Regions from separate parts of the Homo sapiens genome. Here region 1 is linked to region 2. Evidence: chromatin loops called from intact Hi-C (ENCODE). Cell type or tissue: IMR-90. All regions are shown on one strand.

Region 1 (8,000 bases), 120 kb before region 2:
GTAAATTAGTGTATCATAAAGACACGTGCACACAAATGTTCATTGCAGCACTACTCACAATAGCAAAGACATTGAATCAAACTAAATGCCCATTAATGATAGATTGAATAAAGAAAACATGGTACATATACGACATGGAATACTATGCAGCCATAAGAAAGAGTGAGATCCTGTCTTTTGTGGGAACATGGATAGAACTGGAGGCCATTAGCCTTAGCAAACTAATGCAGGAATAGAAAACCAAATACTGCATGTTCTCACTTATAAGTGGGAGCTAAATGATGAGAACTCACAGACACAAAGAAGAGAACAATAGCCTACTTGAGGGTAGAGGATGGGAGGAGGGAGAGGAGCAGAAAAAGTAACTATTGGGTACTAGGCTTAGTACCTGGGTGACAATCTGTACAACAAACCCCCATGACATGAGTTTACCTATATAACAAACTTGCACATGTACCCCCAAACCTAAAATAAAAGTTTTTTAAAAAGCTCAACTCTCTCAATAAGAAGACGAGGCAATTAAGAAATGGGCAAAAGATTTGAACACTTTACTAAAGAAAATATATGGATAGCAAATAAGCAAAAGGTCCTCTACATGATTAGTCATTAGAGATTGCAAATTAAAACTGCAATGAGGTATCACTACATACCTATTAGAATGCACCAATTAAGAAGACCAAGTGTTGGCAAAGATGTGGAGAAAATAGAACTCTCATATACTGCTAGTGGGAATGCAAAAATGACACAACTACTGTTGAAGCAATTTGGAAGTTCCTTTACAAATTAATACATCTACCATATGATCCAGCCATTCCACTTCTAGTTATTTACCCAAGATAAATGAAAACAAATGTCCATAAAAAGATTAATACACAAATGTTCATAGCAGCTTTATACAGCCCCAAATTGAAAAGAACCCCAAAGTCCATCAATAGGTAAATGTTACATATCTGTACAATAGAATATTACTCAGCAATAAAAAGGAATAAACTATTGCTACATGTTACAATTTGGATGATCTCAAAATAATTATGCTTAGTGTAGGGAGCCAGACAAGCCAGGCACCGGTGGCTCACACCTGTAATCCCAGCACTTTGGGTTGGGTGGATCACTTGAGGTCAGGAGTTTGAGACCAGCTTGGCCAATATGGTGAGGCCCCATCTCTACTAAAAATACAAAAACTAGCCGGGCGTGGTGGCGTGTGCCTGTAATCTCAGATACTAGGGAGGCTGAGGCAGGAGAATACTTGAATCCAGGAGGCAGAGGTTGCAGTGAGCGGAGATTGCACCAGTGCACTCCAGCCTGGGCAACAGAGCAAGACTCCCTCTCAAAAAAAAAAAAAAAAAAGAAGAAGAAGAAGCCAGACAAAAGAGAGTGCATACTGTATGATTCGATGCCATTTAGATCAAATTCTGGGAACCGCAAACTAATCTATAGTAACAGAAAGCAGAAAAGTGATTGCCTGGGTATGGGAAAAATGACAGATAAGTTCTTGATCTTAACTACAGTGAGAATCCATGGATAGAGCTGTTTGATTTCGCAAATAAAAACATAGAGTGGCCAGTTAAATTTGAATTTCAGATGAATAAATTTTTTTAGTATGAATATGTACCATGCAAATGTTTGGGACATACTTATACTAAAAATGTTTCATTGTTTATCTGAAATCCGAATTTAACTGGGCATTCTGTACTTTAAATCTGACAACCCTGTTCATGTGTGTACATATATGTAAAAATGTACAGATGTATGCTTCAAATATGTGCAATTTATTGTATGTCAATTACATCTCAATAAAGCTGGTTTAAAAAAAAAAGAAAGAAATTGAAGTTAACCAAGGAAGATGAAATGACTTTCCCAAGTTCTCTATGCCAGTGGCAGCAAGGTCAAAACCAAAATCTTAATTGCCATTTTTCCCTGTTCAAGTGCTCTTTCTATTATACCAAGTAGGTTCTTAAAAAAAAATGTTTATTTACAGAGATGGGAAAATAAATCCTTAAAGTAAGAATATTCAGATAAAGAAATTTAATTTGTAAATCTTTACTGTCATGTGGCTTTACCCACCTAATATTTCACCTGTTTATAAATCCATTTTACAAGCTAAGTGCTGCAGCATAGTGAAATCCATTTCTGGAATGAATAAGGAGTCACTTTATTTCAGTCTTCTTAATGATCAGGAAGCACAGCCAGTTCCCTGGGTGTCTTAAGTAGAGAAGGGCAAAGGTTTTACAAAGAGATACCAAAAAATGTAAAGATTCTGTTGATTACAGCTTACTTGCTTTACACCATTAAATATTTCTCAATAATCCAGATAGCAGGTTTACATGTTTTTCTTACAGCATACTTTGAGCTATTTTCCCTTTATTATATATTTACAAGGTTGAGAAATACCACTTACTGGTCTAAATTACCCTGGCCTAAATTGAAGTCACTTACTGCCATCTAGAAATAGACAAGCCCTTCCTAATGTACTGTTTATCTAGGGAATTGCCACATTTCATCCAGGCTAAAAGTGTCATTTTCATAAATTACATTTAACTTGTCTATAATTGTGATACTCTTTGCTATCAATGCCTACATTTAAAGTGGTAAATTTCTTTTCTCTTTTTGAAGCAAAACTACTATTAAGTCAATGGGTTTTTTTGGGTTTTTTTTTGTTGTTTTTTTTTTTGAGGCAGGGTCTCACTCTGTCTCCCAGCTAGAGTGCAGTGGCACGATCTTGGCTCACTGCAGCCTCAACCTCCTGACCTCCTGGGCTCAAGCAATCCTCCAGCCTCAACCTCTCAAGTAGCTGGGACCACAGGTGTGTGCCACCATGCCCAGTTAATTAAAAAAAATTTTTTTTGTAGAGACAGGGGCTCACTATGTTTCTCAGGCTGGTCTTGAACTCCTGGACTCAAGTGATCCTCCTGTCTTGGCCTTCCAAAGTAGTCATGAGCCACCACGCCTGGCCTCAATGGTACATACGTTTTACAAGCCATATTGTTATAGAGTGGAGGATTGAGAGCACTATTTCCACCCAGTCCAGTGTCGGTTGTGCTCTGTGGATTACATCATAATTACCATCATTACTCAGAGCAATAAAAGAGCTATGCATACCTCTCAGCTCTTTCCAGTGTGGGTAAAACCGGCGCGATTCTTACCTAATGTTATTTCCAATCTATCTGTATAATTTAGTGTCTTCCCCACTTTTCTATTTTTTATTGTGCTGGCAAATCTGTTTTATATTCACATCTTCTCACTGGTCATTTATACAACTCTAATAATAAGAAAACCAATTAACACAAAGGCAGAAATGATATGGGGCCAAATTGACACTGGCAATGTAGAGTCAAGCAAGACTCTCCACTGGGACCTGTTATTGTACAAATAAAAAGTACGTTCTTTTATGAATCTACAAAATAGTCCACTTAAATGAAATACTTATTTTTGCAGTTATGTAATCAATTAATTAAGTCTAATAAATAGAGAAGCTTCATTCATATCTAAAATATGCAAGAAGGAGATGTAAGATAAAAGACAAATATGAAAACTGCTGTAGAACAGGATTTAGTAAACCATGGCTCATGTGCCAAATCTGGCTTGCCACCTTTTTTTATACAGCTAAAAGTGGGCTTTCACTTTGTAAGTGGTTGAAAAAAGTTAAAAGAAAAATATTTACCAACCCATAAAAACTATATAAAATTCTAATTTCAGTGCCCATAAATTCTGTTTTATTAGAACACAGCCACACTTACTGGTTTACGTATTGTCCACTGCAGTGACAGGGTTGAGGAGTTGTGATAGAGATTGTATGTATGACCTGCAAGCCTAAAACATTTACTATCTGACCTTTAAAAAAAAATGTGCTGACCTCTGCTCTAGATCAAAGAGTTTGATTATGGAGGCCAGGCACAGTGGCTCATGTCAGTAATCCCAGCACTTTGGGAGGCCGATGTGGGAGGATCACTTGAGGCCAGGGGTTTGACACCAGCCTGGGCAACATAGTAAGACCCTCATATCTACCAAAAAAATTTTAAAAATTAGCCGAGTGTGGAGGCCCATGCGTGTAATCACAGCTACTTAGGAGGCTGAGGTGGGGGAATTATTTGGGCCCAGGAGTTCAAGGCTGCAGTGAGTCAGGATTGTGCCACTGCACTCCAGCCAGGGCAACAGAGTGAGACCCTGTCTCTAAACAATAACAACAACAACTAAAGAGCTTGAATATGGAGGAATACCAATAATTGCCCTCTCCCTTGCCTTTTGTGAGGATAGTTTCTGAATGAGCCCCTGGCTTGCCTTCATTTCTTTGCATTGCTTTAGTATAAACCCATATCCTTGGCTGGGTCCGGTGGCTTACACCTGTAATCCCACCACTTTTGAGGTGGGCAGATCACCTGAGGTCAGGAGTTTGAGACCAGCCTGACCAACACAGTGAAACCCTGTCTCTATTAAAATTACAAAATTAGCTGGGTGTGGTGGCGCATGCCTGTAATCCCAGCTACTTCAGAGGCTGAGGCAGGAGAATCGCTGGAACCCAGGAGGCAGAGGTTGCAGTGAGCTAAGATTGTGCCATTGTACTCCAGCCTGGGCAACAAGAGCGAAGCTTCATCTCAAAAAAAAAAAAAAAAGCCATATTCACAAGTATGATAGTACGAACACCAAACTAATTATGATTTAGCTAGCAACAGAGACCAAAGAGGAGAAAAGAAGTAACTTCAAATAATTTCATGTGGTCTTAAAAGTAAATTGCACAGCAGCAGTAAAAAGTTGCATTGTAGCTGTGTGTTTGTGTGTGTGTGTTTTCTCTGAGGAATGTTTTCCTTTTTGCTTTGTAGCTGACTACCCAGAGGCCAGCACACTCTTCTCCCTTTCCAGAGAGCTTCCATTTTATTTGGGTGTCTACCCTGACCTCACATGACTCAGGATTAAATTCTGAATCATCCAAGCCAGTCATCGAAATTCCAGTTCCCTTGCCAGCTCTTGGTTTTAGGAAGAGACGAATGACTCAATCCTGGTGAATAAAATGAGAGAGGAATTTATCTGAGGTTTTCTAGGAAGGGCTTCCCTGCTGATTAAACATACACACACCCTCTTGAACATCATTGTATCTGCCTATGATAACTGAAACCGTGACAGCCTCCTTGGGACCTCAAGGGGAACTGGCCAGGGGTAAGGAGAGGATGCAGTGCACACAGATGGAAAAGCCTGTGATTCCGAAGACATCATTGAGCTACTGAAGAAAGCAACCCTGGATTCCTCCTGCCTCAGAAGATCTTATTATGGGACATAATTTTCCTTAATTGTTTAATCAATTTTGCAATGGATTTCCTATTACTTGCAGCACTCAAATGGATTTTTATTAGTTCTATATACACAAATCTTACTAATTTTTTTCATGAAATATCTAGAGACTATCTATGTGAATGGTGAGCATTTCTTATAATAAAACTGACTATACCATGCACATTTATGCTAGGAAAATTGCAAGCCAAAATAAAGAAAATGTAATTTATTTGTTATCTACTTAGATTTTCCTTTCAGGAGAGATGAATATGTGGATTCACCTGGTTGCAAAATTTTGTCAAGATGGGTCAGTTTTACTTTTCAACTAAAAGTCCAAGGATGTTTACAAAATTTTTGATTCTGCCTTCTTTCTCTACTTGACAGGAAAACTACAGAATTTTATATTTTTGATTACATCAGCAAATTTAATGAGCAAGCAGTCTTCTTTCAGCAAATATTACTATGCATTTGCTTGGTGCATTGCACTGTCCAGAATGCTAAAGAGGTTCCAAAGCAAACGAGACGTCGTGCGAGTCTCTAATAGGGACGAAAAACGGGTTAACTGTCAAGCAAAGAGACAAGACACATAGTCACGAAACGGCTAGGAAACCTCAGCACACAAATGAAACAGATCAAATTGTACTTTAAAGTTTCAGTGAATAATAATGTCTGCCATGAAGAACAGAAAATGTTTTCTCTTTTTTTTTTTTTTTTTTTTTTTGAGATGGAGTCTCACTCTGTTGCCAGGCTGGAGTGCGGTGGTGCAATCTCAGCTCACTGCAACCTCCGTCTCCCGGGTTCAAGCGATTCTCCTGCCTCAGCCTCCTGAGTAGCTGGGACTACAGGCACACGCCACCACGCCCAGCTAATTTTTGTATTTTTAGTAGAGACAGGGTTTCACTATGTTGGCCAGGATGGTCTTGATCTGTTGACCTTGTGATCCACCTGCCTCGGCCTCCCAAAGTGCTGGAATTACAGGCCTGAGCCACCATGTCCAGCTCAGAAAATATTTTCTAAAGGAGGTGAGCATGGTCTTTAGATTGTATGGGAGGCCAGAAAAACAGAGGCCATGTCATAATGACCTTTGTTCACACTGAGCCAGTATTGGGCATGTGGTAAGGTGCCAAATATATTATTTAAGCCATCAGTTAAGCTGTGCATAAGTGTCAGGTGAATTCTCTAATTCTTTGTGACTGAATTCCAATTTATAATTTGAGGCATAATTATATCAGTTACCTAGTTGACACAATAATCCCACGAGTTTATTATTGGAAGCAGTTTAATTAGTAACCACTGCCCCTGCTTTCAGGTTGTCCACAGGAAAGTTTGACTACAAAAAAACAAAAAGAATAATAACAAAGTCCAGGCACGGGACTCATGCCTGTAATCCCAGCACTTTGGGTGTCCAGAGTAGGAGGATCACTTGGGGCCAGGAATTCAAGATCAGTCTGGGCAACACAGCAAGACTTTGTCTTTATTAAAAAGAAAAATGAAAAAAATGAGAAAGTTTATCATTTAAGAATAGAACTAAGGTATGTAGCAAGGATGCTTTAGCCTGCTGTTTATTTGGCTCATTCAGAAATTTGACAAACCTAGCCTTTCAGTTCTTTCAGTGGTTAGGCCCATTGCATAATTGTACCAACTGAATTGAAATGCAGCATTTAAAAATTTTCCGGGCCATGAGTTCATTCTGTGGTAAATGTCAGAATTGGAGAGCCTTATTCACATTAGCAGTTGTAGTAATTAATCTCTAGCAGTATCTCCTTTTTTCTTCCCCCTATGTGCACATGTCAGACGTGCCCATTAGAGTTCATTTCATAGGTTCGAATCCCACCATCGCTCTCTGACCTTTACCTTGGCTTGATTCCCCTGACAAGCCCAGCTGTTCTGCACTGCACATCTTCAAGGGGCAAATTATGACTCTAGTGTCAACAGATTATCAAATATACCTATTGAAACACTCATTTCCAAGGTCTACTTGATTCCTTTTGATTTATTTATTTGGTGGGTTTCCATCTGGTCACTGAAATAGAGGATTGACCTCATGAGGCAATATTATAAAATGAAATAATGTAACTGTGAGCTCTCATCCTTCTACCTCTAAGTATTAAAAATAAATGTAGTGAAAAGCAATTCTTCCTCTGACCTTACACTTAAGTATCTTAACATAAATTCCAGAATAGGAGGGTTTTAAGGCAGTTCTGGAAATTAAGTTGCTAGTTGGAAATTTAAAGAAGTGCTTGCCTCTCACCCAATATGACTTTATATATCTTCAGTCTTTTAATGGAACTCTTTAATTCATGTATTCAATCAACAATTCACTTACTTATTCAACATCCATTTCTTCTGTGGATCTCCCACATTCAAAGCACAGTGCTGGCCATTAAGAATTAACAGAGATAAATAAGATACAACTCTTCTCCAAGAGCTTACAAATGAGGAAGATCCAGTAAATTTGATATAGAAAAGAAGAAGTGAAATTCAATGAAGCTACCATCTACATCGTGCTGAGTGTTTAATTTTGACTTGAAGGGATTAGATAGGTTCTCCATAGAAGGAAGCATTTACAATAAGCCTCATAGTGTTCGGTTTAACAATGAGAAAAGGTTAAGGAAGGTATTATGGTCAGATTAGGAAGACATTATTCTTCAATCCTGAGAAATCTGAATGGACACAAATTCCCAAGTGCTGGAGAAAATTATTTCATGTTATTTCATGTTTTTAAGGAAAGGAAG
Region 2 (8,000 bases):
AAGACCACAGTCTTTCATCCTCGGGTGAATCTGAGAACTCAGCACCCAATTCCTAGGACCTGTATCAAGACTGAAATCCTGGAGGACCAGCTCATGCTTACTGCTTTGGTTTAGATTTCCATTTATCTCTGGCACAAAAGGATTTCCATTTTTTTTCATGACAGGAATTATAACAATGGGGCAGCAGTGAGGATGGTGATATTTTATCCATCACTATATAGTTTTAGAGGGGAGGCATGCCATCCACACCAGTTTAGTACATGTTGCTGGAATCCTCCTACCTCAGATCTTTTTTTTGGCTGGTCGGTGGGTGAGGGGGGGTGGGGGAGGAGACGGGGTCTCACTCTTTCACCCAGGCTGGAGTGCAGTGGCTCCATCATAGCTTACTGCAGCTTCGACCTCCAGAGCTCAAATCATTCTCCCACCTCAGCCTCCTGAGTAGCTGGGACCCTGGGCACACAGCCATCACGCCCCTGCTAATTCTACTTCAGATTTTGACTACTGCTATAAACACAGTACCAAGCACATAAAAGATACCTGATAAGTATTTTTCAACTGATAAATCTCTCAGGTGTGACTCTCCCCACTCTAACCCAAAAGCATCTCTGCCCCATCAGGTGACACGAGTTATCTCGACCACCTGAAGTGCCACCACTGGAGATTTCTAGTGCATCAAACATATTTTTAACACATGAAAATACCAGAAGGGGTAACAATCACATATGGCCTTATCATAACTCTAAAAGCATTTGCTTATCAGAAATTTTTCTCTTGGAAACAGGTTTAATGTCAGTCACTAAAGGCTTAAGAGTTGTACTAAGGTAAACAAGAGGAAGAGGAAAATTAATCATTTTGGACCTTGGGACATTGCTAAGGGATCCTTGTAGGTATACATGAAGACAGTATGAAGACTTAGGGGTAGAGGGAAAGAAGAAAGGGTTCAAAGTGTGGCAAGATGGTCTGGAGGGGTTCCGGGAAAATGTCTGATCTTCTGTGTATCTGTGCCTGTGCTCACCTGATTAGGGCCCAAATTCAATCCGTGGCCTTGAAGATACCGTACATAACTTCTGGAATGGCTGCACTTTCAGGCTGGCCACTTGCTGAGTAAAATTCAGTCGGAAGTTGAGAAGAGGTGCTCAAGGTCAGAAAGGGTATCAGAATCAAGTTACATGATGAGATATGGAACTCCAAAATAAAATGAGAGAGGGTTGGTAGCTTTTTTGCAGAGAATGGCACAGATGTTCAAATATCTTGTAGGTAGTAAAACATTTTGGGAAAAACATCAAAATTAGACATGTGTCTAACTCTGACACGATGCAAGAGACATGAAGCCCAAGAGACCTATAATAAGCTTTTATTTTCCTTTAGGTAACGACAATGAACACACAGAGCTGCAGGCATGTCTAAACATCTTACTCTTCCCCTTTAAGTTTCTTTAAAGAAAGATCATCTCCCATCTCTCTTTACTTCAGAAGAAAGGGCCACACTAAAGTAATAGACACACATGACTCTAACCCCAGTTTTATGGGGAAGAGTCAACTAACGTTAGTGAGCACTTTCTATGTGCCAGGCACCAGGCAAGGTGCTGGGAATATAAGGAAAATAAAGTCCCTGCTTTCTGCTTCAAGGCACCTGAAGCCCTAGTAGAGGAACACATCTGGAACAGAACAGGGATATGGGGCCTGGAATGATTTTGAAGAAGAGGCAACATATGAAATGGGTCTTCAAAAATGTAAAAAAGTTTGTTCAATAGTGTCCTAGGCAAAGAAAGCATAATCTGATAGGCAGAGAGGTGTGAGGAAAGGTGGACTATTTAAAGAATGGCAAACAGTGTTACTGGGGCATAAGAGGAGATACAGGGGTATGTGTGTATATTTGAAGGACATAAAAGGGGCAATTCCAGCTATGGAGTTTACAGTTTAGTCTCTTAGAAAATAGGAAGCTATTCAAGCAAAAGAGTAAATGATTGTCTCATGCTTTAGAAAGTCCTCTTGCAGCACTGCACAAGGCGGTGGAAGTGGGTAAAGTGGACACAGGGATGCCATTTGGGAAGATCAAAAGGAACTTTAAAAAGACTAGTCACATTGAGAAGGCGAGAGAATCACAATGATTTCAGATTGGAGTTGGGGATACCCAGAGATCAGTATTTTTTTTAACCACAATCCATGATAAGAAATACATTTTAACATCATGACCTGGCATACATGCTTATATGACATAACCTGGCATGACATGCCATATGCATACAAGTGTGACATGTGTGCACATGTGTATAAATACACACACACATAATACAAAGGTTTCACTAATCAATAAGAAGCCTAATGTGTGATGATTTTAGTTCTATATCATTAAAAAAACTGGTAATCAAAACCCATTTATAGGTCAAAATATGTAGTTTTAAAAGTGCTCCATAGGCCAGTGGACATAGGTAGTGTTGTATTGAGGGCTGTGGCTATAGAAGACAGTGCTAGAGGCCTGAGGCACTGCCATGTTTATTATCCAAACATGGGGAAAAGAAAACAACGAGAGATGTTCCAAAATAGTGGATTTGTCCTACATAGATGTTTTCTTTGTATCCTATTGATTTTAAGGTTGTTGCTGACCTGAGGTATTTAATGTTATCTGTGTTACTTAAGTAATGATTTACCATTTGAAGGGACTTGCTGTTCTTTTATAGTCCTACAGGTTGATTGCACTGCATGGACTAATTAGGTATTCATGAGCATATATATATATATATATATATATATCACAGCCAGGCTTTTAGCAAAGCTCTTTATCTGTGCTACTGATTCCTGCATGATATTTCTGGAGTCAATCTGTTGCTACGCTTAAAATTAAATGGAAGAGGCTGCTGTATCCAATGGTTACTTCATCTTATAAATTATTCTGTAAAATGCTTGAAGCCCTGGAGCATAGTTGTTTTTTAAAAAACATCAAAACGTAGTGTTAATTTTGGTCTTGATGACCCTGCCCTGCAGAGTTAGAGCTGTCCAGTCTGCTCCTGGGCAAAGCAAAAGTGAATGCTTTTAGCACTCAATGAATGTGTGTACAGGTTCTGTTCAATCATTCCCAACAGTAGTCCCCTGGGATTGACAAGGCCATTGACTAGTTAGGAGAACTTTAAGTACATACGCATATAGCTTTCTTTTCTCTTTCTTTTCTTTTTTTTTTTTTTTGAGACAGTCTCGCTCTATTGCTCAGGCTGGAGTGCAGTGGCATGATCTCAGCGCACTGCAACCTCTCTGCCTCCCGAGTTCAAGCAATTCTCCTGCCTCAGCCTCCCAAGTAGCTGGGACTACAGGCACCCGCTGCCACACCTGGCAACTTTTTTTTTTTTTTGTATTTTAGTAGAGACGGGGTTTCACTGTGTTCCCCAGGCTGGTCGCAAACTCCTGAGCTCAGGCAATCAGCCCACCTCGGCCTCCCAAAGTGCTGGGATCACAGGCATGAGCCACCGTGCCTGGCCCATATATAGCTTTCTTATCTCTGACAGTAATTTTCATTTTTACGAAAATAATGGTTGTCATTCTGCTCTCCCATATTAAAAACATGATATATTGCTGTATCATTTACAAAGCACTTTTACATATATTATTATTATTATTTACTGAGATGAGGTCTTGCTCTGTTACCCAGGCTGGAGTGCAGTGGCAATGATCACAGCTCACTGAAGCATTGAACATTTGGCTTAAGCAAGCCTTCTGCCTCAGTCTCCTGAGTAGCTGGGACTACAGGCATGTGCCACCATGCCTAGCTATTTTTTTTTTTTTGCTAGAGATGGGATTTTGCTATATTGCCCAGGGTGATCTCAAAGGATCCTCCCAAAGCTCTGGCATTACAGGGGTGAGCTATCACATTTGGCCCACATTTATTGGGCACTTAACAATGTGCCTGGCAAAGTGCTAACCACTTGATATGCATTATCTCACAGAATCTTCAGACCAAACCTATGATGTAAGTACTGTTCACAGTATAGATAAGAAAATTAAAGAAACTTGCCCAAGGCCACAAAGCCACTAAGGGGTGAACCATGATTCAAACTTAGGTTTGTCTGTCTTCAGAAGTTAACTTCCTAACCACTGAATCATATTTCATCTGTTCCACTAAATACATTTTTCTGGGGCTTAGCAATGCCAGTTTATTTACCTAAGATTATCAACAAACGAGTGGTAATACCAGGACTCAAACTCAAGCCATCAACACTAAGTCAGTGAGATCTTCATCACCTTACACTGCCCCACAATAACCCCAACAGTAACCCTGTATACAGTCAGCTGTATTCACAGGCCAGACACAAGAGGAAAAAGGAGAGGGAAAAGGCTACTCAGGAGTCACAGGCATAGAATGCTGCTGGCGCATACGCCTGCTCTCTTTCCATTTAAAGTCAAAAGGAAAACAGAGGAAAGAATGCACAAGATGTGGCAAGAAAAAAACTGAAACCGTATTACTTTACACTAATTTAAGGCAGCTGTATAACCTATATATTAGGAGGCAGAGAGAGTTCAAATGACAGAAAAGAGGTAGTATATGGACTAAACAAGAATACGTGTTTAAATATTTAAAGAACTTCTGAATCTTGATATGTGAAAGTCAGTAATAAAAATGAAAATTGATGAAGTAGTTACTATATCTTTCTTTCATAAGAGACTAGGATAAGAAAAGTACAAAAAAATTCTTAACATTGGAAGCATTACAAAGCAATCTCTCAATGAGAGAAAAACTCCAAACTAGCAGTTATAAAAGTGTACATTTAGAGCCAGGTACAGTGGCCTGTGCCTATAATCCTGTCTACTTGGGAGAATGAGGCAGGATCACATGAGCCCAGTTCAAGTCCAGCCTGGGCAATACAGGAAGATCCCACCTCAAAAAAAACAAAAACAAAAACAAAAACAAAACAAAACAAAAAAAACCACCACATTTAATTTACATAAGACAGATTATTAAATCCAAATTGTGCACAGGTCTAGAAAAGAGATCAATAACTGGAATCAATTGCTTTTAAACAGTTAAAAATCCTTCTCTAAAAAGAATTATGAGTACCAAAGCCTGCTGAAATCTAGCATGAGCACTGAAATTAATGTTCAAAAAATAGGTTTGTTTTTTCTTTTTTTTTTTTTAACGCTATTTTATTTTTGAGATGAAGTCTTGCTATGTTGCCCAAGCTGGTCTTGAACTCCTGAGCTCACGTGATCTACCCACCTTGGCCTCTCAAAGTGCTGGGATTACAGGCGTGAGCCACTGTGCCCAACTTAAAAAACAGGTTTTGAAAGCAAGTTTGATAAAGCAATTTATTACAATTTTCTCTTCTTCAACAAGCTATTATTTCAGCTCTAACTCTGGTCATATACTTGTTTTTGGATCTCTGCTTCTTTTTCTGGCAACATATTCAAGAATTTAAATATTCACTAGGCTTTATGGAGCAGTAAATTCGGAATAATGTTTAAACAAATACTCCTAAAATATTTTTCAACAAATGTTTGTAAATGGATGTTGAAAGTAAGCCTGTTTTTTAAAAAAAAAAAAAAAAACACTACCATAGACCAGAGCGCCAGTTTAAACAGAACACTACTTCAAAAGCAAAATTCATTATGATGAATGTGTCAAGTGAAATTAGAAATCCACTAATGCTAATTGGATATATTCTGAATGTATTAAACTTCTGAAGATATTTTTATGAACCCTTTGGAATTTCCTATTAACACCCACGCATGGCTGCACTTTGGATGTACCCACAATTTGACACAATATAGGTTATTATGCTTAATAACTTTCGATCTCTCAGGGTGATTGCATAAAGAAATGAGAAAAGCTACAGTGTGAAAACACTCCTTCTAAAAGGAAGGGAAAATGAAATACGAAAAAGCTTGAAGAGTAATGACAGAGTAAACATGGTTGTGTTTTTTCAAATAAAAGAATTATAGAGCCAGAGGGTCACCATGAAAATCTAACACACAAAAATGAGAACTTGCCAGCCTATGGAAACATAAAATATTTCATGAATGGTTTTACAGATAAGTTCAAGGAGGGTTATCAATCAATAGATTGCATTTCCAGAGTGGTCAGTGAGTAAATCCAGGGCATTCAAACAAAGTCCCCAGCTGGTAAAACTGATGTCACTGAGGACAATCCCATTAGTTCCCCTGTAGTCTCTTGGTACCTCTGTCAGAAGCAGCTCACTGGGCTTCATGGAAGGAAGGTCCAATAACCAACACCAATATTGTTAGAAATCAAAATGATAGCAGAGCAGAAAAAAAAAAACAACTCACAGTTTGGCATGTGTGAATATAAACAATAGGAGCGGACAGAAAAGGTGCCTTAATGTTATAGGCAGTTACTAAACACACATAAATACAGCCTGTGAAATTGCCAAAGCATCAGACATCGTTTTGGACAACTTAGCATTATACAATGAGGGCATTTTTCTTACAGGGGTCATTGATGCATGGACTCATGAAATGATAAATGACTATATGGTGTTCATAACTATAAAGAGAAATTATGATATTAAATAATTATGATATTATAGGGACAAAAGCAACTTCATAGTTTCATCCCAGGAGTATCCTGGTGAGGGGTGGCATGTGACCACAAAGCAGGGGTGGGGTTAGGAACGTTTGGCCACACACGTGTACACTGGGCTGGCTTTCCCCAGCTTCTGATGGCCCTATCCTCATCTCTTAGCCCTCCCCATTGAGGGAGGTTATGTTGACATCTGCTTCACTACTGAGTTTTTTTCCCACTTCACATAAATATACTTAGCCTGTTTAGCCTGTGCCTGATGTTTGGTCTTCACAGAGGAGATGCTCAAGGCCAAAGATAACATGCAATGCCTTTTGTTCCACCTCAAAAAAAAAAATACTTGTTGGCCAAGGAGGTAGGTAACAGGCCAAATTCTGATTTTCTTAATGCGATGAGGACTTTCCCTATTGCACAAGATACAAAATGTTTCTAATACAAAATGTCTATTTTTGCACATCTGCCCAATAACAGCTCAGTTAAAAACAGGCCCATCAGATTGACAGTTTCCTTAACTGCTTAGTTCCTGTTGCCCTGCAGATAGCAGAAAAGCACTTAATAGCAGCCACGAGGCAATTTTTTCAGTGAGACTTATTAATCTTTATACAGTCATCCTCATGCAGCCATCAAAGTGAACTTAATGACAAATCAGTTAAAATAAATTACTTTTAGGAACTTGTTTAAGCATCAGATAAAAAACAAACCACATGTGACACCTCTTCGGTCCTCACCGTGACGGCATATAATTGTCACCATCTGTGCTGTTTATTCCATTTGCCCAGCCTATCTGCTAACCCACCACCCCCAGAGCAGCTCCTTGCCCTTCTGTGTTCTGTTCTGGGCCCCAGGAGGCTGACCTCTATGCACCACAAGGCTGTGTGTCTGCATCAGCTGTGCCCCTGCTCTCTGGCTTTCAGCCGGGCTCAGCCAATGAGAGGCACCAGAAAGAGACCAGAGAATGGGAGGAGGGATGGCAGGAAGTCACCCCCTCCTCACTGCTCCTGCAGCCAGGCCGCCCCTCGTCCTGGCTTAGGTTCTCCAGGGCTCTGATGTCACGCACCCTCCCCTTACTCTGTCAGGCCCAGGTGTGCTTTCTAGCTTCCAGCTGCTGCTAGGCCCCAGGTGCCTCACTAGCCCTAGCTGGTTCCCATAACCCTGCCCACATCTCCATAAACAACCCCTTAACTAGTCTCTCTTCAGTCTAAACACCTGTTGTCAGCCAAGACCTTGACTGACACACTGTCAGCAGCCAGAGGCTCCACACTGGGATCACTTACATGGACTGTGTGGACAAGGTCGGCCACCAGGCACTGCTTCAGCTTCTCATCACTGCCGGTCCCATGAAGCACAAGATCAGGCATGTATGTGGGGCAGTAGCCCGCCAGAAGTGAGCGGCCAAAGTTCCTTACATTCTGGGTGCTGATGCTCTGAGACCTAAAACAACATGTGGCCCATTAAAATGCACAGCTAAAAATGTA

The links. Hi-C counts contacts between places; a loop is a spot of excess contacts. Peaks named below come from ENCODE experiments on the same cell type or tissue, not always from the same donor. Only the 100,000 strongest peaks of a DNase experiment are listed, where the experiment ranks them.
Region 1: a loop joins it to region 2, with 2.2 times the contacts of the local background. A loop is called at or near these places in 6 of 110 quality-filtered maps.

Annotation. Positions count from the first base shown.
Region 1 is chr4:158,993,842-159,001,841 of GRCh38, reverse strand. The region is part of intron 1 of SPMIP2 (sperm microtubule inner protein 2); the gene reads left to right. Among named protein-coding and RNA genes, the nearest start is that of SPMIP2, 37 kb to the left of the region's middle. RefSeq lists an enhancer at 4,384-5,583. In IMR-90, no CTCF peak of the experiment used is centred here; a DNase peak (open chromatin) is centred at 4,941.
Region 2 is chr4:158,870,269-158,878,268 of GRCh38, reverse strand. FNIP2 (folliculin interacting protein 2) reads right to left here. Exons shown (of 17, transcript NM_020840.3): 14 at 7,800-7,956. Among named protein-coding and RNA genes, the nearest start is that of FNIP2, 110 kb to the right of the region's middle. In IMR-90, no CTCF peak of the experiment used is centred here; a DNase peak (open chromatin) is centred at 4,198; H3K27ac peaks cover 175 bases.